Linked DNA regions of Homo sapiens: regions 1, 2 and 4 are each linked to region 3. A link is a loop called in an ENCODE intact Hi-C map of the cell type or tissue named here. Cell type or tissue: dorsolateral prefrontal cortex. All regions are shown on one strand.

Region 1 (5,000 bases), 680 kb before region 3:
TTCAGTGCCTCTCCTTTGACCTACAAGGGCATCAAGCACAACACATCTAAAATTGAGCTTGCCTTCCATCAAACCTGCTTATCTTTTGTTCTTTTATTCATTCATTTAGCACACATTTATTAACTGTCTACTATGGACCAGACAATATTCCAGGCACCAAAGATGCGAAGTTGAAAAACAGACTGGCCTCAAGGAGATTTTTGCTTAGTATATTTCCTTCTGCATTACTCGTTTCCTTAATGGCATTGGAATCTGCCTTGACAGAGGCCTCTTTGTGATAGGCCACTCTTCATTTACCACATCCTGTCTGTTTGCTGCACTTCATTGATTCTTTTTTTTTTTTTTTTTTTTTTTTTGAGACGGAGTCTCGCTCTGTCACCCAGGCTGGAGTGCAGTGGCGTGATCTTGGCTCACTGCAAGCTCTGACTCCCGAGTTCACGCCATTCTCCTGCCGCAGCCTCCTGAGTAGCTGGGACTACAGGCACCCACCACCACGCCTGGCTAATTTTTTGTATTTTTAGTAGATACAGGGTTTCACCATGTTAGCCAGGATGGTCTCGATCTCCTGACCTCATGATCCACCCGCTTCGGCCTCCCAAAGTGCTGGGATTATGGGCGTGAGCTACCGCGTCTGGCCCTTCATTGATTCTTTTATGTCATTCTGAATATTTAAAACTCAGCAAGGCAACTCTACCTTTGAGGGAGCTAGTATGGTCTTTAGAGTAATACTAAGTATAAAGTGAATTCTGAACCAACCACTTAGGTCCGTATGCCCCTAGACAGGTGACTAAACCTCACTTTCTCAGCATGCAAAATTGGAATAATGATCACCACCTCACTGGGTGGTTTGGGAGATTGATGCTATAACTTGCTCTGCCTCTTCTTGTCCTGGTGAGTAGCATGGCCATCTCTTCAGTTGCAGCATTCCAAAACCTGGATACCCTCCTAGAAACTCCCCTTCCCTTATCCTGCCTTCTCACATCTAGTCATTCATCAAGTCTTACCATTTTTTATGTGTGAATATCACTCAGTGGTATTTATGTTTAATAGCTTTCAGGCCCTCATTTGAAATTACTATTATTTTTTGAGCCAGGGTCTTGCTCTGTCACCCAGGCTGAAAGTACAGTGCCGCAATCAAGGCTCACTGCAGCCTTTAATGTCCGGGCTCAATTGATCCTCCCACCTTAGCCTTCTGACTAGCTGGGACTATAGGCATGTGCCACCATGCCTGGCTGATTTTTCTATTTTTTGCATAGATGGGGTCTTGCTGTGTTGCCCAGCCTGGTCCTGAACTCCACCTACCTCAGCCTTCCTAAATGTTGGGATTACAGGCGTGAGCCACTGCGCCCAGCTTCAAGCCCTTGTTTTTTGCCTCTTCAATTGTAATGGTCTCCTAATTATGAGATCTTTCCATTAGAAAGCTCCTACATATGATCTTTCTAAAGCCCATTCAGTTTTTTCTCTTTGATGCTTTAAACACACTCTAATGGTACCTCATAAAGTCCACACTCCATTGCCTGGCAGTTGTTTTCAACATCTTGCTCTGCTTTTTTTTTTTTTTAATCTTATCTCCTGTTACTCTTTTCTAACAACCTGTACTCTGACTAGGCTTTCCCATTTGTGTTTCCTAGGTTAACTATGGTGTTCACATCTTTGCACCTTTGCCGCCTTTTTTCTCTGTACTCTGCCTGGCAAACTTCTTGAGTCATGTTTCAAGGGCCAGTTCAATTCATACGTCCCCTGTGATGCCTTTCCAGATTTGCTTTAATGTGTCATTTGTCTCTCACTGTGCCATGTACTTATTTTCTGTTAAGGCATCATTGCATTTATTTCACTGCTTGCATTTGCAACCTTCTTAATGAAAGCAGCATTCTTCTACTCATTTTTATCACCTCACAACCCATTACAGTACCTAGCATATGGTAAATGCTTCTTTTGTATCTGATGGACCAGTATGTAAAACTTCCTAGAACAGTGATTGGCAGAAATGAATGTCAGAAGATGCCTTGGTCATTACTCATAATGTTTGTGAAGATATTTAGCACATTGTATTTCCCAGTTTTTGTTAATTTCCCTTGCCAGAATAAAGTGTAACTCCTTAGTGAGCTGTTCAAAACCCTTTATGCCCCCATCCATCTTTCTAGGCTCATGTCTTGTCTTTTCTCTTTCTTCACATCGTGTTTCCCATCTAACAAGTTTCTGATCTGTATCTCTGTCCTTTCTTTTTTTCTGGGAATTACTGCACTAGATACCCACAGTTACTCATGTTCCTAGTGGAGCCACTAAGCAGAAGTAGGCAGAACCACTGCTGTAAAAACCCTGTTTTCTAGTTAGATTGGACTAATTGTGATAATGACCTTGAACTTTCAAGACAAAAATTTTCCCTTTTTCTGTAGCACTTACTTTTTATAATGTACTGTACCACTTACCATATTTTATTTTAGGTGTTGTATTTCTGTTACCTACTTAGCATATAAATCCTTTGAAGCAAATACTGTGTTGTATTTGTCTTTGAAGCTCCAGCACCCAGAATATGAAATGTGTCTTGATATGAATGAGTGGAGTGATATGGGTTGCTCAGAAGAGGTCAGTATTGTCAAGGATATGGGGATGTTTTGAATAGCCATTTGAGAAGGCTGCTCTTGGTAAGGAGAACAGTGGGAGCAGTGGAAACAGTCACAGCAGCCAGCTGCTCCCATGTGTTGAGCACATCTTATATTTAGGCACTTGACATGTGTTGTTAACATGTTTAATTGTCACAGCAACTTGATGAGGTTGGTGCAGTAATTTTCCATCTTTAACAGATGTAGAAACTGAGGCACAGAATGGTTAAGTGATTTGCACAATGTTGTGCAGCTTGGGACTGTAGAACTTAAGGTGGTTGTCACTGCTGTGCTTTACTGCCTTCCAGTGGAGCTCGAGGATTGGGAACGGTGAGTAGACTGGCCCAGTTAGAGCACCATGGGGGCTCAGTGTACTCCAGTCTTCTCAAGAAAGGACTACACTCTAGTGATCTTCTCTCTGACAGAGTCCAAGATTTATGACAATGGCTAAGGGCAATACTTTTTAAAACTGTAATGTGTATACATGTCACCTGAGGATCTTGTTAACATGCAGATTCTAATTCTATAGGTCTAGGATGGGGCCTGAGAGTCTGCATTTCCAACAAGCTCCTAAGGAATAAGTGCTGCTTCCCCGTAGACTCCATGTTGCGTGGCAAGAGTTTGGAGGGTTCAGTATGAAATATATTTTACATGGGACCATTAGATTCTCATCTAGAAATTATAAGAGGTTCTGTATCTTTAATTGGATACATAATTATGAAGTTGCATGGTATGGAGATGCTGAGACTCTAGGCACTAATTCTTTATCCTGGGTCTATATTAGAATCCCCCTAGTAGCTATAAAAACTAATGCTTAGGCTGTACTTGAGATCAATAAGAATATCCAGTGAATAGGTCTTTATAGTAAAAGAAAAGTCTTTGGCCAGGTGCAGTGTCTCATGCCTGTAATGAGACACTTTGGGAGGCCAAGGCGGACGGATCACGAGGTCAGGAGATCAAGACCATCCTGGCTAACACGGTGAAACCCTATCTCTGATAAAAATAAAATTAGCCGGGCGTGGTGGCGGGCGCCTGTAGTCCCAGCTACTCGGGAGGCTGAGGCAGGAGAATGGCGTGAACCCGGGAGGCGGAGCTTGCAGTGAGCCAAGATCGCGCCACTGCACTCCAGCCTGGGCGACAGGGCAAGACTCTGTCTCAAAAAAAAAAAAAAAAAAAAAAAAAACAAAAGAAAAAGAAAAAAGTCTTCAAGTGATTAGAATGCTCTAAGCAAATAGATTTGCTGATTAAAACTCTTTCCGAACTTAGGCTGCTTCCTTGCATGTTACCAAGTTTGATGTCTATTGAAATAAATTTTGCATCATCAAAGTTCCTGTGCATTGAAGGTACCTTAAAATTGCCATAAAGACGTGGCTAGAAGTTAAGCAAGTCAGGTTTATCATCATTACAGTGATTTCATTAAGGCTTATATTATTGGTAGTATATTGATCACCTTTCAGGGAATAAGAAAAATACAAATAATGCTTTTCCTTTTTTTCCTCCTGGGGAGACTGTTCTGAGAATTCTCATTGTACTTTTTTAACCCATTTTCTTTCTCTTTCCAACAGGGATTTTTTGCCAGGTGGTAGGAGAGATTATACAGTCCAAGTTCAGTTGAGGTGAGTTTGAAATTTTCTGTTACCTTAGTTTTATACTTGCTTACTATGTGCATGTAGTTCTGAATTTTAAAACATATAAGAATGTTTGAGCACACTATTTAAGAATACTTTTTTCTTTTATTAATGCAGACTTTGCCTGGCAGAGACAAGTTGCCCTCAAGAAGATAACTATCCAAATAGTCTATGTATAAAAGTAAATGGGAAGCTATTTCCTTTGCCTGTAAGTTGCTTTTTATTCACCAGATTTGCATATAAGTTTAATATAAACACTGACAAGGCCTAGAAACAGTGCAACAGTGACAGCTGAATACCAGTGAACAGTTTTAGCATCCAGATTAAATACTATTTTCCACTAGGGTAACCCATGGCTTCTTGGATAAATAATAAATGGCTTATTTCAGGTCTGAAGGAGATGGAAAACATAAGCCTGGAATTTTTTTTTTTTTTTTTTTTTTTTTTTTAAAGAGACAAGGTCCTACTGTGTTCCCCAGGCTTGATTTGAATTTATAGGCTCAAGCAATCCTCCTACCTCAGCCTCCTGAGTAGTGGGGAATACAGTTGTGCACCACTGTACCTGGCTAGAGCCTGGAGCATCTTACTTAAGAAATCAAGGATGCTGTGAAACACTCTTGGGATCATATCAAACAGCATAGTTGAAGGGGAGGACTTGGGCACTTTCATGTATAGGACAGCATGTGTGGGATGTCTGCATTAGCTGGGCCTGGCCTGTGGATGGCATGGGGAAAAGCAGAGGCTGCTGAGAGTGGCTAACTACAGAGAT
Region 2 (5,000 bases), 380 kb before region 3:
GGCATATGAACTTTCATCATACTATTTCTGAAAGTTTTCTGTAGATTTAAAATCTTTTTCAAAATTAAGAGTCAAAAAAGTTATATCCAAGAAGGCCCCATTTACTTATAGGTTCCTGGTGTGGTCTGCTTCCTCCCGTGCATGGAGCAGTGTGTGCATTCACATGGTGTGATCCATATGGCCCTCTTCACACCTAAATGGTGGGCAAATCCGTCTTCAGTTTCTGACAGTCACTTTGGATTTGCACAGCACCAGCTCATAGCAGGTACTTAATACAAATATGTGATTGAAGCAGATTATGCACACACCTGCACACATTGCAGAGGGTTTCAGTGCACCCCCCTCTCTTGCACACAAAACACCCACCACAGATGTGGGCATCCAGCAAACCTATCTTCTCTTCTGCCTCTCAAGGTCACCTTCACTCTTCCTCTCCTCCTTCCACCTTCCTGGACATGAGAGTGAGAAGATCTCCTGGCAGGGACAAGTTAGGGAAACAATTGTGCAGACCAAACACCAGACTACTAAGTGACATTCTCCATCATCCCCACTCCTGGTTGCTTTGGGTCTCACCATTGGCCTCTGGCTGGCTGCCCTGGTTCTTGGGAGGATGGGGCTGATGGCCATGTGGGGAGGGGTAGGTCTTACCCCACTGAGTGTTCCCTGGCCCTTCCCAGACAGACACCTTCACCATCTATGCCATTGACCTGGGGGCCCTGACCAAGATTCGGATTCGCCACGACAACACAGGCAACAGAGCAGGCTGGTTCCTGGACAGAATAGACATTACTGACATGAACAACGAGATCACGTGAGTGTGGGGGCAGTGGGCAGGGAGGGGTGTTGCTCTGAGGGAGGCCATGTCTGCCACAGAGGTAGTCCTGGAAGAAGACTGGGGGTGGGCCGGCTGTGACGGTGGAGGGTGAGGGTGGGCTGGGTGACACCTAAGGGTGAGGTGTACTGGCCGTGACATCCAAAAGTAAGGGTGGACTGGGGTGCACTGAGAATGAGGGTGGGCGGGTATGAGGGTAAGGGCGGGCTGGGGGTGATGTCTGAGGCTGAGGGTGAGCTGGGTTATGTCTGAGGGTGCAGGTGGGCTGGGTGTGACATTGGAGGGTGAGGGTGGACTGGCTGTGACGTCGAAAAGTAAGGGTGGACTGGGTGACATCTGAAAATGAGAGTGGGTGAGTATGAGGGTGAGGGTGGGCTGGTGGTGATGTCTGAGGCTGAGGGTGAGCTGGATGACATTGGAGGGTGAGGGTGGGCTGGCTGTGACACTGGAAGGTCAGAGTGGCTGTGACGTCACAGGGTGAGGGTGGACTGGGTGACATCTGAGAATGAGGGTGGGTGTGTGTGAGGGTGAGGGTGGGCTGGCTGTGATGTCTGAGACTGAGGGTGGGCTGGGTGACGTTGGAGGATGAGAGTGGGCTGGCTGTGACACTGGAGGATGAGGGCGAGCTGGCTGTGACATCCGAGGGTGAGGGTGGACTGGATGACATCTGAGAATGAGGGTGGGCAGGTATGAGGATGAGGGTGGGCTGGTTGTGATGTCTGAGGCTGAGAGTGGGCTGCGTGACATCTGAGGGTGAGGGTGGGCTGGCTGTGTTGCCTGTCATGGCCACCAGAGCAGGTTTGCCCACGTTGCAGGCTGGATGGGCATTGCCTCTCTCCCTCTTCTCTCATTGGCAGCCCCTAGTGTCACCTGCCCTGTGAGATGACAGTCCAATAGATCCCCCAGACCAGCAACTCTTGAGGTCCATCTGTTTAGAGAGACAGGATTTCCAATCCCTGTCAGACCTTCCTTGGTCCAGTTTCCATGCCTAGGCATAGCTCACCCATAAGCCTCTCAACGTATAAAGCAACTTCTAGTACATTCTTTTAATATTCTATACCAGGGATCAGCAAACATTTTGTGTAAAGACCAGATAGTAAATATTTTAGGTTTTGCAAGCATTTGGTCTCTGGAACAACAGCTTTGCTGGTGTAACACAAAAGCAGTCATAGATGATGCCTAAATGATTGGGCATGGCTGTGTCATTTTGACATGTGAAAATTATATGAATTTCAAATTTCAGTGTTGGACACTGAAATTTGAAATTCATATAATTTTCACATGTCAAAAAATATTATCCTTCCTTAGATTTTTCCTCCAGCCATTTAAAAATGTGAATCCATGCATAGCTTATGGATGTCCGCAAGCAGGGTAGGCCCGATTGGGCCTGAAGGCCGTAATTTGCTGACCCCTGGTGGAGGCTCACAGCTGCCACATGAGTTGGGCTGGGAAGAGAGTGTTATGTCTTCCCATAGGTCCACACCCCAGGGAGGTGAAGCCACAGCCCCATAATCAGTCAGTGCCACAGCTAGGACCAGAACTCCAGACTGTCTATGTTGAATTGAACGTGTTTTCATTAGGCCTCATTGCCCCTTGGGTGTAAGGGGCCCAAGGGCAAGAGAAAGGAGAGAAGTCCCCTTGTATGAGTGGAGTGGGACAGAGAAGAAAGCATGAGTGATCCTGAGTGGGCTTTGGGGCTGCTGAGGGCCTGCCAGTGCCTAGAATGTAATGGGCACCCTATCAACAAATATTTGTTGAATTAAATCAACTTTCCAGCCCATAGACTTGTTGGGCTCCCCTCTGTGCAGGGCAGGAGGTGACAGGGTTCTCCCATCTCCCACCCCACCCTCCCCTACCAGCCCGAGGGAACACTGAACCACAGCTCACAGACAGCCCATTGTCATGGTTTTCTGTGAGGTCATTGTGAAACCACATAAAGACCGTAGGACAGCCCCATGGCTGGGAACCAGGGTCCTGACCTGGAGTCTGACCTCTGCCAGAAACTCATCAGGTCACCCTGGACAAGTCATGCCATCTTTATGGGCTTTTGTTTCCTCTTCTGATAAATGGGCTTAATGTTGCCAGCCTAACTTCTTAAGATGTTCTGAAAATCCAAGGCATTTAAGCTTGGAAAGGAAAAAGTGCCACAGAACCATGAGGCTGGGGACAAACTGTGAACATCCCCAGCTTCCCCTTGCAGCTCCATCAGGGTTAGTAATTCTCTGCCACTGATTTGGCATTTCTCGGCTAGCCCAACAATTTAAACATTATTATAGCTTTACAATCTATAGTAATGCCTGTCAGTACTTGTCCCCCTTCATTATTCTTTAAAAATATTAGCTATTCTTGCCTTTTTCAAATCAAGACATTAAGTGACTTGAAAAAAAAATCCTCTTGGAATTTTGATTGTTATGCCATTAAGTGTATGTGTAGAGAATTGCATATTTAGAATAAGTGCTACCCTCCGGTACACTTTTCCATTTATCCAGCTGTTTATGTACCTCAGTAATGCTTTACAATTTCCTACACATAACTGCTACACATTCTTGTTAAGTTTATGCCCAGGTATATTATATTTTATTGCTCTTGTGAATAGAGTCTTCTCATTACTCTTCTTTTCCCCCCTCCCTTTCTCTTCTTTCTTCCTCCCTCCACTCTCCCCTTCCCTCATCTCCTCTTCCCTCCCCATCTCTTTCTGTTGGCATGGCTAGTTGACAGTCCTTTGCTTCCTTTGCTATTGAAGTAGCAGTCTGCCAGGGCTCTGTGATGAGCTGGCCTTAACAATCTTCAAGCCAAGAGCAACTCTATGCAAAGCCTACTGTGGGAGCTAGACAAAAAATTATAGAAGTTCAGAAGAAACCGAATCAGAATAGTGAATCTCCCCTTTCTTGGAGAGATACCACCTTTTCTGTCAATACCTAGGGCCTTCCCTAGGCTCTCCATGACCTTTATGAGCTCTGAAATAAGGCCTTTGCAGCCAAAAGGATTTGAGAACACTGACATCTCCCTCACTGTTGACATGTCCAGTCAACATCCTCCATGACTAGACCTCTTGGATGCCTCTCTGCCACTCATGCCCTGTCCCCAGCCCATTGGCAGAACCTGTTGGGCCTTCCATCAGAAGAGCATGAGTCTGACCTCATCCCTTCTATCTTCACCATCCCCACCCCCTGATCGAAGCTTCCTGACCTGATCCATGCTTGCCCAAGGCCCTCCTATTGCCTACAGCAGCCCAGTGACCAGGATCACACCACTCCTCTGCTCCAAATCCTGCAGAAGCTCCTGGTCACTCAGAGTCAAAGCCAAAGCATGTTTGGTGGTCAGCTCAGCCCGCAGGTCTGCTCTATGCCCCTCATCTCTCTATTCTGATTCCCCCTTGCTCACTCCTTGCTGTTCCTTGAACCCAACAGACATGGTCCCACCTCAAGGCCTTTGCATTTGCTGTCCACGCTCCCTAGCAGTCCTTCCCCCAGTGGCTCCCTGTCATGCTTTCTTCAGGCAGGCCTCTGCTCAAATGTCACCTTCTCAGTGAGGCCTAGCGTACCCTCTTCCCCTCATTTCTCTTGTCTGTTTATTTTTCTCTATATCAGCTTATCATCTGACCTACAAAAAGCTTGTGTATTTAGGTGCTGCTCATCTCCCCACAATAGAATGTAAGTTCCATGTCGTTAATGGCCTCATCTGTTTCATTTACTGCTGTGTCCACCCCAGCACGTAGAAGAATGTCTGGCACACTACAGGCATACCATAAATACTTATTAAATACACTAATGAGTAAAAATGATGGTTAATATGTTGATTTATTCATTAATTTGACAAACACATGCTGTGCTAAGTGCTGGGGGTTAACTAGCTGCTCAGTTATGACTCTGTTTTTGAAGAAAGGAACCCTGATGGTCTAGGAGGCTGATGATTTAGGTTTAAGTACTTTCTCTTCCACTGTTATGTGGCCTTGGGAAAGGCACTTTACTCCTCTGAGCCTCAGGCCTTCCATCTGTACAACGGGCATAATAAACCTCACCCAGGAAATCATCATGAGGACTAGATGAGAAAATGTGTTTAGGCGCCCAGCACCCTTCCTGATCCCAGTGCAACACAGCAGTAGTTCTTTCCCCTTGGCAATGAGAGTCCAATTAGTTAACATGGAAAAGTGGCTTGACAGCTGGGA
Region 3 (5,000 bases):
ATTTTTTTTCCCATTAAGAAATCTGATTCAGTCCAGGCGCCACGGCTCACGCCTGTAATCCCAGCACTTTGGGAAGCCAAGGCGGGCAGATCACGAGGTCAGGAGGTCAAGACCAGCTTGGCCAACGTGGTAAAACCCCGTCTCTACTAAAAATACAAAAATTAGCTGGGCGTGGTGGCGCGTGCCCGTAATCCCAGCTACTCGGGAGGCTGAGGCAGGATAACTGCTTGAACCATGTGTTTTTTTTTTTTTTGTCCTGAGACTCCTCAGGACATCAGGCAGTAACTATCAATTGTAGGCCTCTAAAAATGCTTGTTAAACCAAAAGGCAATGCTCTGATTACTGGAGGAATCTAGATTGCCAAGATCAGCAAAACTACATTAGAAAGTTAATAGCTTCCATCCTTAAAATATCCCAAGAGAAGAAAGGGAGTGATTCTGTTAGCATGTACCCAATACTACACAATAAAAGCCTAAGCAAAATTGGCAGATGTTTTTGTAATTAAGAGGTCCAACCTTGACGAAGTATCATCAGTAGGATTTTAATTCTACTGGGTAAGAGGATTCAGAAAGCAAAAGGTCAGGCAAAAAACGAAAAACCCATCCAAACAGAAACTGCTCAAGGATCTGGTAGGGCTCGTACCGATGTTCTCTACTTCAACCTGTGAGCATCAATTTTGTGATGGGGGCTGCCGGGGACGGGGGTCGGGGCGGGGGGGTGGACAATTTTAAAGTGAGAATGAATGGCTTGCGTAAAGGCGATAGTCTTTAACACGGGTTCGTCAGTGTACATCCTCGCCGGTTTTGAAATAAAGTTGACAAACTCCCCAGAAGCGGTCTATTTTGGAGACTGACACATCTCTCGCATTGACTGGAGGCGCCTGCCGACCGAAGGTAGTGGAAGCGCCGAGAGGCAGGCGGCGCCAAGCCTATAAGAAAGCCTTTTCTCCCTCCACCAAGGCCACTGCGGCCGCGGCGCCGGAGCTCTCCGCTGCAGGGGCAGGTGTCGGCGCCAGACCCCCTACTCTCGGAGCTGGCGGAGTTGCCGCCACTGCTTCCCCCGCGGGCCTAGGAGCCGGAAAGTTGCGTGAAGACAACTCCAGGGCCGTGAAGTCGCTTCCCCCCGCAGCCCGGGGACTGCGGCACCTCCAGCCTCCCCTCAGCACCCCCGGAAAAGGACTCGCCTCAACCCGGCCCCAGCGTCTGGGGGCTTGGAGTGCCGGAGCCAACTCCGCCGGGCCGGGAGGACGCTAGGGTCACCAACGGCGGACGAGCAAGGAGGTCGGAGAGGTGCGATGCCCCAGCGTCAGCCGGCAATCCAGGCTGCGAGTTCCCGGCGCCCACCAGCCAGGCCCGCTAGGACCCCAGCGTCCGGACGCCGCAGAGCCCTCACCGCGGCCCGCAGCCCTCCGATTCGCCCCGACCCCTCCCTGGGACGCAACCCGGGCCCCCCAACTCGACCAGTAGCCAGGCCGCGGCCCTGCGCCCCTTCCCGCCTCACCTGCGCTCCGCGGCGACTCCGTGCCTTCTCGCTCGCTTCGCGCGCGCCCCGTCGGGGCACGCACCGAACCCCCGGCCGGGACTCTTCCCCGCTGCGGTGACTCAGGACGCGACGGCCACCGCCGCCTTCTCCTCCTCGGAACAAGCCCCGGCAGCGAGCAGTGGGTCGCGGTCAGAGCCCCTGCCGGGACCAAAGTGAACCTCGCCGCCTCCGCAGCCTCTACCACCAAGTCCCTTCAGTCGTCCGCGCCGCCCCCAAGAAAATGTCACCAGAGGCCGTTCCGCTGGGCGCCTCACTTCCGCCCGGAAACACAGAGCCCGCGTCGGCCGGCTAGAGAGGCAGCTGCGCCGGAGACCTCTGGAGACTGGCGCCCGAGGCCCGAGAAAAGCCAGACAGCGCCATCTGGCGCGATGGAACCCGCGCTCCTCCCGCTGCAGACCGCGGGGCGTGAAGGCGCCGGCTCCCCGGGCTTCTTTCCCGCGCTCCCTCCTTCTGTTGAGACCGTCACCTTCCCGAAATGTCTTTCCCGGGGGGTGGGAAAGCCACTCAATGCAAGCCAAGGACAATGCCTTCAGCAAAGGACAGCGCTCCCTTTTCTGTGCGCTGCTCAGTACTCACCCCCTCCTGAAGCCCTTCCGAAAGCAGCTTGCGGTGTCTGAATCCCAGAGTCGCTCCAGCGGAGAGCCCGTGCCCTTCTCTCCCCGCTTTTTCGCGGATGCCGATAGCTGGGCTCGGGGAGACTCGGCTGAGCTCTTCTCGGGCAGCGGCACCAATATCTGCTCAAGTTTCTGTCCGGGCACCTTGCAGGCCTTGCAGATCGACCGCCACCTGCTGGTGGGACGTGGCCCGCTGGGGAGACCCCGCTCTGCCCCGAATTCCGCCTCTGCAGTCGCCCTCCGATTTGCAGTCAGCCCTGGGGAGGGTGGGGGAAACGAGGTGGACCCGAACCCCGAAGAAGGGGAGGAGGGCGCAGGCCCACTGGCGGGTGGAGCGTTTCCCAAGGAGGAGCAGGAGATGCTGAAGACATATCTCAAGACTCAAGATCTGGCCAAGGACCCGCGCTCCCCCAAAGCAAAGCAGTGTTTTGAGAAGAAAAATAATAATAATAAAGCTTTGAGGAGGAAAATGTAAACGGTCTTTACCTTTACAGAGCTGTGCTGGAACCTCGGATGAGACCCGTCAAGAGGAGATTCTGAAAATCTCACACCACTGGGTCCGCACTCCCCTAAATATCAGTCTCCCCCTTCAGACCAGGCCCCTTAGTTCCCCCACTTCACTCATTTTTTCTGACTGCCTACAGGAGTGCGAGTTTTTCATCCCCAACTACAAGAATAAATTAAGAAAAGAAAATAATTTTATTATACCAGGCACCTTGCATTTAAATGGGTTAAATCCACTGAATCCTCATTACAACTCATAACAACCCTATGAGTTGGATGGCGTTACTAGTCCCAAATTGCAAAGGTGGAAACTGAGGGACAGAGTGACCTGCCCAAGATGACACATCCAAGTAAGTGGCAGTGTTGGATTCCAACACAGGCAGAGCTTACTTTCTTAACCACAGCCACCAACTGCCTCACTGAGAATCACAGAGAACGTAGTGTGTGCTAGCTAAGTAGTTTATCCGTGTATGTTATTTCACTCGTTCATTCATTTATTTACTTTCTGCTACCTGAGTCCTCAAGGGATTTGAGAGGTTATGGGGTAGTGACAAGAGCCCAGCCTATTTCAGGAAAAAAAGAAAAGAAAAGGAAAAATCACACTAAGATCACAACTTTCAGTCTGGAAATGAATGAATGTGGACTAATACATTGAGTTTTTAAAAGATTCCTTGACAGTCTGATCTAATCAATGCTGCAGAAATACTGAAGTAGGACCCTGACTACTGAGATACCATCTTGGGTCCTTCTCCTGTTTTTTGTTTTTTGTTTTTTGCTTTGTGGTTGTTGTTTCTTTGTTTTTTGTTTGGTTGGTTGGTTTTGGTTTTTTGGTTTTTTTCTTGAGACAGAGTCTTGCTCTGTCGCCCAGGCTGGAGTTCAGTGGCGCGATCTTGACTCACTGCAATCTCTGCCCCCCGAGTTCAAGCGATTCTCCTGCCTCAGCCTCCCGAGTAGCTGGGATTACAGGTGCACGCCACCACACCCAGCTAATTTTTTGGTTTTTTAGTAGAGACGGGGTTTCACCATGTTGGCCAGGCTAGTCTCAAACTCCTGACCTCAGGTTATCCACCCACCTCAGCCTCCCAAAGTGCTGGGATTACAGGTGTAAGCCAGCGCACCCAGCCCCTTCTCCTGTTTAATACCAATAAGTCAATTTCCTACGTCGAATGGCCTTTGTATATTTTTGGAGGCTAGGGCATTTGATATCCTAATTACTAATATTTTTATTACTACTATATTTCCATTATTAAATGGTACAGTTACTTGCTTCTTCCCCTTCTTCTGTAGGAGCAGAAGGGATCCTACTTCTGCCTCAAAGTCTTCTGTGTATCCAATACTTAGCTCTACAAGCTCCTGAAATGCCATCTCTCCCATAAAACCAGCTCAGCCCAGACACAACCCCCGTCACCACTACCCTTATTACCCCCTCCATCCTGGCCTTCCACTGTGGGTCAGGACTCCCCTGCTCACACACACTCTCCTACAAACATGTCTGCCCTTGGTCTATCTGTAGGGTTACTACTAAACCATATTCGTCATCCTCTCAACTTCTGTCATAGCCCTAGAGGCCAGAGCCAAGCCTGTCAGAATCACTCTTCACCATCATTTTTTGCACCTGATATACCGCCTAGCCTGGGGCTAAGCCTGCAGCAGGTACCTGCCAGCTGTGGTGGCCTGGACAGTAGCATCAGGGCGTGGCTGGTCTGGCTTTGACTGTAACCTGATCTCTCCTGACTGAGCAGGTTACTTCTACCATTTGCCCTGTAAAATGGACACAATTATGAGAACCACTCTAGAGATGATGAAAGTAGGGGGAGACGAGGGGAGGGAACCCTCATTTCTGGGCTCTGGGCTGCCCCCTCCCTTCCATCTCAGATTGCTAAGAATTGGGCAACCTAAGGCCAGGCGTGGTGGCTCACGCCTGTAATCCTAGCACACTGGGAGGCCAAGGTGGGCGGATCACCTGAGGTCGGGAGTTCAAGACCAGCCTGGCCAACATGGTGAAACTCCATCTCTACTAAAAAAAAAAAATACAGGCCGGGCACGGTGGCTCACGCCTATAATCCCAGCACTTTGGGAGGTTGAGGCGGGCAGATCACCTGAGGTCAGGAATTCAAGACCAACCTGGGCCGGGCGCGGTGGCTCACGCCTGTAATCCCAGCACTTTGGGAGGCCGAGGCGGGTGGATCATGAGGTCAGGAGATCGAGACCATCCTGGCTAACAAGGTGAAACCCCGTCTCTACTAAAAATACAAAAAATTAGCCGGGCACGGTGGCGGGCGCCTGTAGTCCCAGCTACTCGGGAGGCTGAGGCAGGAGAATGGCGTGAACCCGGGAGGC
Region 4 (5,000 bases), 740 kb before region 3:
GTCTACGGAGAATAAATCAAGAGTAAGAATAAGCCAAGCGAAGATCACAAAGTTAATGGTGGAGAGACAGATTTAGAACCTGGACATTGTTCATTCATTCCTTTATTCATTAAACAAATACAAGGCCAACTATTTGTTAGGCATTTATCAGCCATTATAGTCTAGTGGGTTTACAATTTTTTAACATAAAATTTTAAAATAATAATTTTTATTTTTTGAGACAAAGTCTCACTCTGTTGCCCAGGCTGGAGTGCAATGGTGCGATCGCAGCTCACTGCAACCTCCACCTCCTGGGTTCAAGCAATTTTCCTGTCTCAGCCTCACGAGTAGCTGGGATTACAGGCATGTGCCACCACACCCGGCTAATTTTTTTTTTTTTGAGATGGAGTTTCGCTTTTGTTGCCCAGGCTGGAGTGCAATGGCGCTATCTCCGCTCCCTGGAACCTCCGCCTCCAGGGTTCAAGCGATTCTCCTGCCTTAGTCTCCGGAGTAGCTGGGATTACAGGAATGCGCCACCACGCCTGGCTAATTTTGCATTTTTGGTGGAGACGGGGTTTCTCCATGTTGGTCAGGCTGGCCTCCAACTCCCAACCTCAGGTGATCCGCCCGCCTCTGCCTCCCAAAGTGCTGGAATTTAGAGCGTGGGCCACAGCTCCTGGCCTAATTTTTGTATTTTTAGTAGAGACAGGGTTTCACCATGTTGGCCTGGCTGGTCTGCAACTCCCGACCTCAAGTGATCCACCTGCCTCGGCTTCCTAAAGTGCTGGGATTACAGGCATGAGCCACTGCACCTGGCCAAAACAATATGTGTGTGTGTTGTGTATATATACACAACACACACACACACACACACACACATATATATATATACACGCACACACATATATATCAAATAAACAATTACACAAATACCTACATAATTACCATGGAGACATCTCAGGAAGAAAAAGTTCAGGGTCCTAGGAGAGGTCATAACAGGGGAATTTGAATTAAAATGTGGGATGTGGGTGAGGGATGGTCTTCCTGAGGAAGTGACACTTAAAGTGAAACCTGAAGGATGAACAGGAGTTAGGAACAAAGAAGAGAGTGGGAAATTATTCTTGGTTCAAGGATCAACATTTAGAAGCCTTAAAACTTGAGGGGAGGCCGGGTGCAGTGGCTCACGCCTGTAATCTCAGTACTTTGGGAGGCCGAGGCGGGCGGATCACCTGAGGTCCGGAGTTGGAGACCAGCCTGACCAACTTGGAGAAACCTCGTTTCTACCAAAAATACAATCGCAGCTACTCGGGAGGCGGAGGTAGGAGAATCGCTTGAACCCGGGAGGCAGACATTGCGGTGAGCCGAGATCGTGCCATTGCACTCCAGCCTGGGCAACAAGAGCAAAACTCCGTCTCAAAAAAACAAAACTTGCGGGGTGCGGGGGCAGGGGAGTGGAAGGAAGACCTGGAAGTGCAGTGCGGATGAAACGAGGGGTAGTGGGAAGAGGCGGTAGGTAGGAGGCTGATTAAACAGGGCCTTAAAAGTTACATTGTTTTAAAGACCTCTCGTGTGTGGGTTCCACCCAATTCTTCAAGGAAATTGAACCCTGGACACCGTCCAGCGATTTTTCTGGCCATCTTGACTCAGCATCTTCCTTCATCCTATATCAGCACATTACGGGGGGGCCATCAAGCTTCCTTCTATCTACTTACTCTGCCTTGGCGTTTGACTCCTTCCTAGCTATCAGATTTCCCCGACTTTTTAGCATGGCCCTTCTGAGCGCTCTTATTTCACTTCTCCCCGCCCCCAACCCCACCGCCTAACTCTCCCAACTCTGCAGTCCGTGACCTTCAGGTGCCCTTCAAGGTCAGAAAAACTCGGCAAGGTTGGTACTTGCAGGACATTAGCAATTCAAAGAGGTGTCACACAACCTCACCATTAGATGGGAACAATAGCTTACCCAACACCCATATTTAGATTATTCCGCCACAACTACTCTGGGGGATGGTTTTATTTGCGGCGGCTTTCTCCGTCCATAGGCACCGCGTGAAGGGCACCGTAAGAATCTTCCCGAATGCTCCTGTCACGCGTCCCGGCCGCCTCTTCTTCCTCCCCGCCACTTCCCGAGGCCAGGCCCGCGGATAACGCCTCAGTTGCGACCCAGCTCTAGGCAGTCCGCAGGGGCCTCCGCCGGGGAGGGAAGGCACGACCTGGGGCCGAGCGGGGCCAAGCCGCGGGGCAGCACGCCGGGGCAGGCGCGGGCGGGCGCTGTCGCCGCGCGGACTGAAGGCGCGGGCGGAAGGCGGTCGCGCGGGTGGGCAGGGGGCACCGCTAGGGGCGGGGCTTCGGCGCGTCGGAGGCGGAGCTCCCGCGCCGTTCACGTGACGGGCCCGGCTGTAGCGGCGGCGGCCGCGGCGTCTTAAGCGGCGCCCAGTGCAGGATGGTGCTGGAGGCGGCGGCGGCCGTGGTGGCGGCAGCGTCGTTGGCGGCAGCGGGAGTGGGTGCGGCGGCAGCGGCGGCGGCGCCCGCGGGTGGTATAAAATGGCGGATTTCGAAGAGTTGAGGGTAAGCGGGAGTGGAGAGCGGAGGCCGCGGGGGAGGGGATGGGAGAGGAGGTGGGGAAACCGCAACGTCGCCGGCCGCCGCCTGCTCGTGCCTCTGGGGCCGGTTGGCGGAGCCCTGAGCCCCGGCCCGCGGACGAACGGGCGCCGAGGGCGCGGGGGAGGGGAGCGGGCCGGCGGAGGGCACGCGGGCGGCGCGGGGGCGGCGGGCCTGGGCCGCGGCGAGCCGGCTCCTGAGTGCTGCCAGTGGTCCGCACACCTGGCGCGGGGGGTCGGGGCGCCCTCCAGGAGGGGCACATGGGGACCCGACATCCCGGTTCGCAGTGAGGGCCGATGTGGGAAGCAACGTTTGATCTTGCACCTTCACCGGGGTGTACGTGTCTGTGGCTATTCACAAGTCTGCATGCTACTCACTTGGTGGAGGACTGTTTTCTGAAAGCTGAAGTTGCGTTTAGGAATCTCTCCTCTTCTTATGGCTGATGCTACCGTTTAGTCAGGTCTGTCACGAGAAAAGGCCCCTTCTCCCACCCTTGCCTCCTAACATCTTCGAGGAACCTAATGTTTGGGGATCCCTGCCTTCAATAATCGGCCTTAAACCTCGATATTTTCTTAGTGTTTTAGTAAGAAATCTGCAAAGTCTATGTTGTGAGGTTTGTGCACCCCTTTTACTCTTGAGGAAAAATATTTTTTTCTTCTCAGTCTTAAAACAAGATCATAACTTTATTGTTGATACCCTTGTATAGCAGAGGTCTGGAATAGGGCTGTGATGGGGGTAGAACAGAAGAGACTTTTTCCCCCCAGACTGATAACCTTTAAAGTCCTAACTAAGTGTGACGAATGAGATGGATTTGTGTGTATCGCTGAATTACTGGCGACATAAATGAGATGTTTACGGACAGAAACCCTGATTTTTTTTTTTTTTAAATGTATCAAGGTAGAGATGAGTGTAAACTTGAAATTACATTTACTGCAACTCGTTTGTGTAACACTTATGATATTAGGATTTCTTTTTCAAATAAGGAAGAGGAATCCGGTAAAAGGTTCAGTTTTGTATATTTATTGTTTTCCGCAAGAGATGGGATGGGGGAAGGATGTTGGCTGGTTACCTGCTTAGTGGACGTGAGCAAAAGAACGTATCCTCTGCTCTAAACGGAGATTGTTGGAGTTTGCACAGTGCCTGCCATATTCCCTCCTGCTGTTTCAAAAATAATTATTAAGTTCCCAGTAAACACATATTAATACATGTTATGCCCCATACTAGTTTATGCAGAGAACCATAAGTGTAGGTAAAGGGTGTTCATACTTGATAAGTTTAAGGGTTTTAGTGGCTCAGAGCCCCAGCTGTAGAGCTTTTAACACCTGTGGAGCTTTTCAAACAACGAACCCTGAACCTCACCTCTGTAAATTCATGCGTTAGATTTAGGATGGGTTGAGAAGACTGAACTCTGAAGTTATATTTATTTTTACCTGCCATTTTTAATTTTTGTGTAGTAACAGATGTATACAAGTTTTCTAAGTTCTTTTTTTTTTTTTTGTTAATGAAAACTTTCCAGGATTTTTATTAGACTCTTGTGAATGTTGTTGGCCAAAGCTTAATGTAAAGCGAAGAATTTACTCGCTCTTATAGAGCAGAGTAAAAGCAGTCAGTGCTCAGATTGGAGTGCAACCAGCAACTGGAAAGTGATAGAAACCAAAGAAGCTTTTTTTTCTCTTCCTTTCTGCCTTCCTCTCTGTTTTGGTTTGTGGATCAGCTTCATCCTCTTTTCCTGTAAATCAGCTGTCTTTACTTCTTGCATTTTTAGAAGATGGCCCCTCTCCCACAATTCATATGACGTGCCCAACAGAGACTAACTGGGGAGAATTTTCAGAGGAGTGAGGGGTGCAGGCTGGGCACATGCAGTAAGCATCATCTGCTTTTCTTTGCCTTAACTGCTCTGTGCAGACCCATGTTACCCTACACTTGAAGATGAACTGTACCCCGCCCTTACATCCCATTACAGACAGTAATGATGATGATGGTATATACCCATTTTAATATAGTGGTTATTCCATGCCTGGTTCTGGTCTAAGCATTTTTTCTATACTTATTTAATTCTCACAATTTTTTCAAGAAATTGAAGCACAGAGAGGTTAACCTGACCTAAATCACACAGCTTGAGATTTGAAAAGCTAAGATTTTTAATCTTAGACATGTAGCTTTTAGAGTCTGGGCTTTTCAGAGCCCGGGCTACACTACTTTGTTCTGGTACCTTGGGGTCTAGGTGGAGCTTCTAGCCATCATCCTGCGATTGCTCCTAAATTAAATGATTGGTAACATCCTTCTTGTGTGACATTATAATAAAGGAAGAAAAACAGACTAAAAAACGGAATAGAAAGAAAGAAAAGGGGAAGAAATAATCTTGGATTCTCAAAATGATGGTCCTTGGATCAGAATATATTGTGGTGGTCAGAGTGATGCTC

The links. Peaks named below come from ENCODE experiments on the same cell type or tissue, not always from the same donor. Only the 100,000 strongest peaks of a DNase experiment are listed, where the experiment ranks them.
Region 1: a loop joins it to region 3, with 17 times the contacts of the local background. A loop is called at or near these places in 2 of 110 quality-filtered maps.
Region 2: a loop joins it to region 3, with 4 times the contacts of the local background. A loop is called at or near these places in 2 of 110 quality-filtered maps.
Region 4: it touches region 3 in a loop (5-fold over the local background); 11 of 110 quality-filtered maps call a loop at or near these places.

The regions. Positions count from the first base shown.
Region 1 is chr18:46,854,784-46,859,783 of GRCh38, reverse strand. It overlaps PIAS2 (protein inhibitor of activated STAT 2), which reads left to right. Exons shown (of 14, transcript NM_004671.5): 4 at 4,169-4,219; 5 at 4,349-4,439. It also overlaps the pseudogene LOC100421737. Among named protein-coding and RNA genes, the nearest start is that of PIAS2, 60 kb to the left of the region's middle. RefSeq lists an enhancer at 27-96. In dorsolateral prefrontal cortex, a CTCF peak has its summit at 2,582; no DNase peak of the experiment used is centred here.
Region 2 is chr18:46,553,167-46,558,166 of GRCh38, reverse strand. It overlaps LOXHD1 (lipoxygenase homology PLAT domains 1), which reads left to right. Exons shown (of 41, transcript NM_001384474.1): 21 at 678-811. Among named protein-coding and RNA genes, the nearest start is that of LOXHD1, 100 kb to the left of the region's middle. In dorsolateral prefrontal cortex, a CTCF peak has its summit at 2,231 (motif pointing left); DNase peaks (open chromatin) are centred at 2,246 and 2,766; H3K27ac peaks cover 2,348 bases.
Region 3 is chr18:46,170,831-46,175,830 of GRCh38, reverse strand. It overlaps ARK2N (arkadia (RNF111) N-terminal like PKA signaling regulator 2N), which reads right to left and starts at 1,797. Exons shown (of 5, transcript NM_145055.5): 1 at 1,501-1,797. RefSeq lists enhancers at 784-913, 1,514-1,563, 1,594-1,853, 2,174-2,223. In dorsolateral prefrontal cortex, CTCF peaks have their summits at 1,858 (motif pointing left), 2,087 and 2,290 (motif pointing left); DNase peaks (open chromatin) are centred at 1,094, 1,210, 1,820 and 2,330; H3K4me3 peaks cover 2,880 bases; H3K27ac peaks cover 2,257 bases.
Region 4 is chr18:46,914,866-46,919,865 of GRCh38, reverse strand. PIAS2 (protein inhibitor of activated STAT 2) reads left to right here and starts at 2,359. Exons shown (of 14, transcript NM_004671.5): 1 at 2,359-2,544. The coding sequence starts at 2,521. It overlaps KATNAL2 (katanin catalytic subunit A1 like 2), which reads right to left and starts at 2,264. Exons shown (of 18, transcript NM_001387690.1): 1 at 1,940-2,264. RefSeq lists enhancers at 1-702, 2,210-2,963 and silencers at 2,100-2,839, 2,910-2,989. In dorsolateral prefrontal cortex, CTCF peaks have their summits at 2,143 and 2,344; DNase peaks (open chromatin) are centred at 1,363, 1,725, 2,365 and 2,815; H3K4me3 peaks cover 3,125 bases; H3K27ac peaks cover 2,479 bases.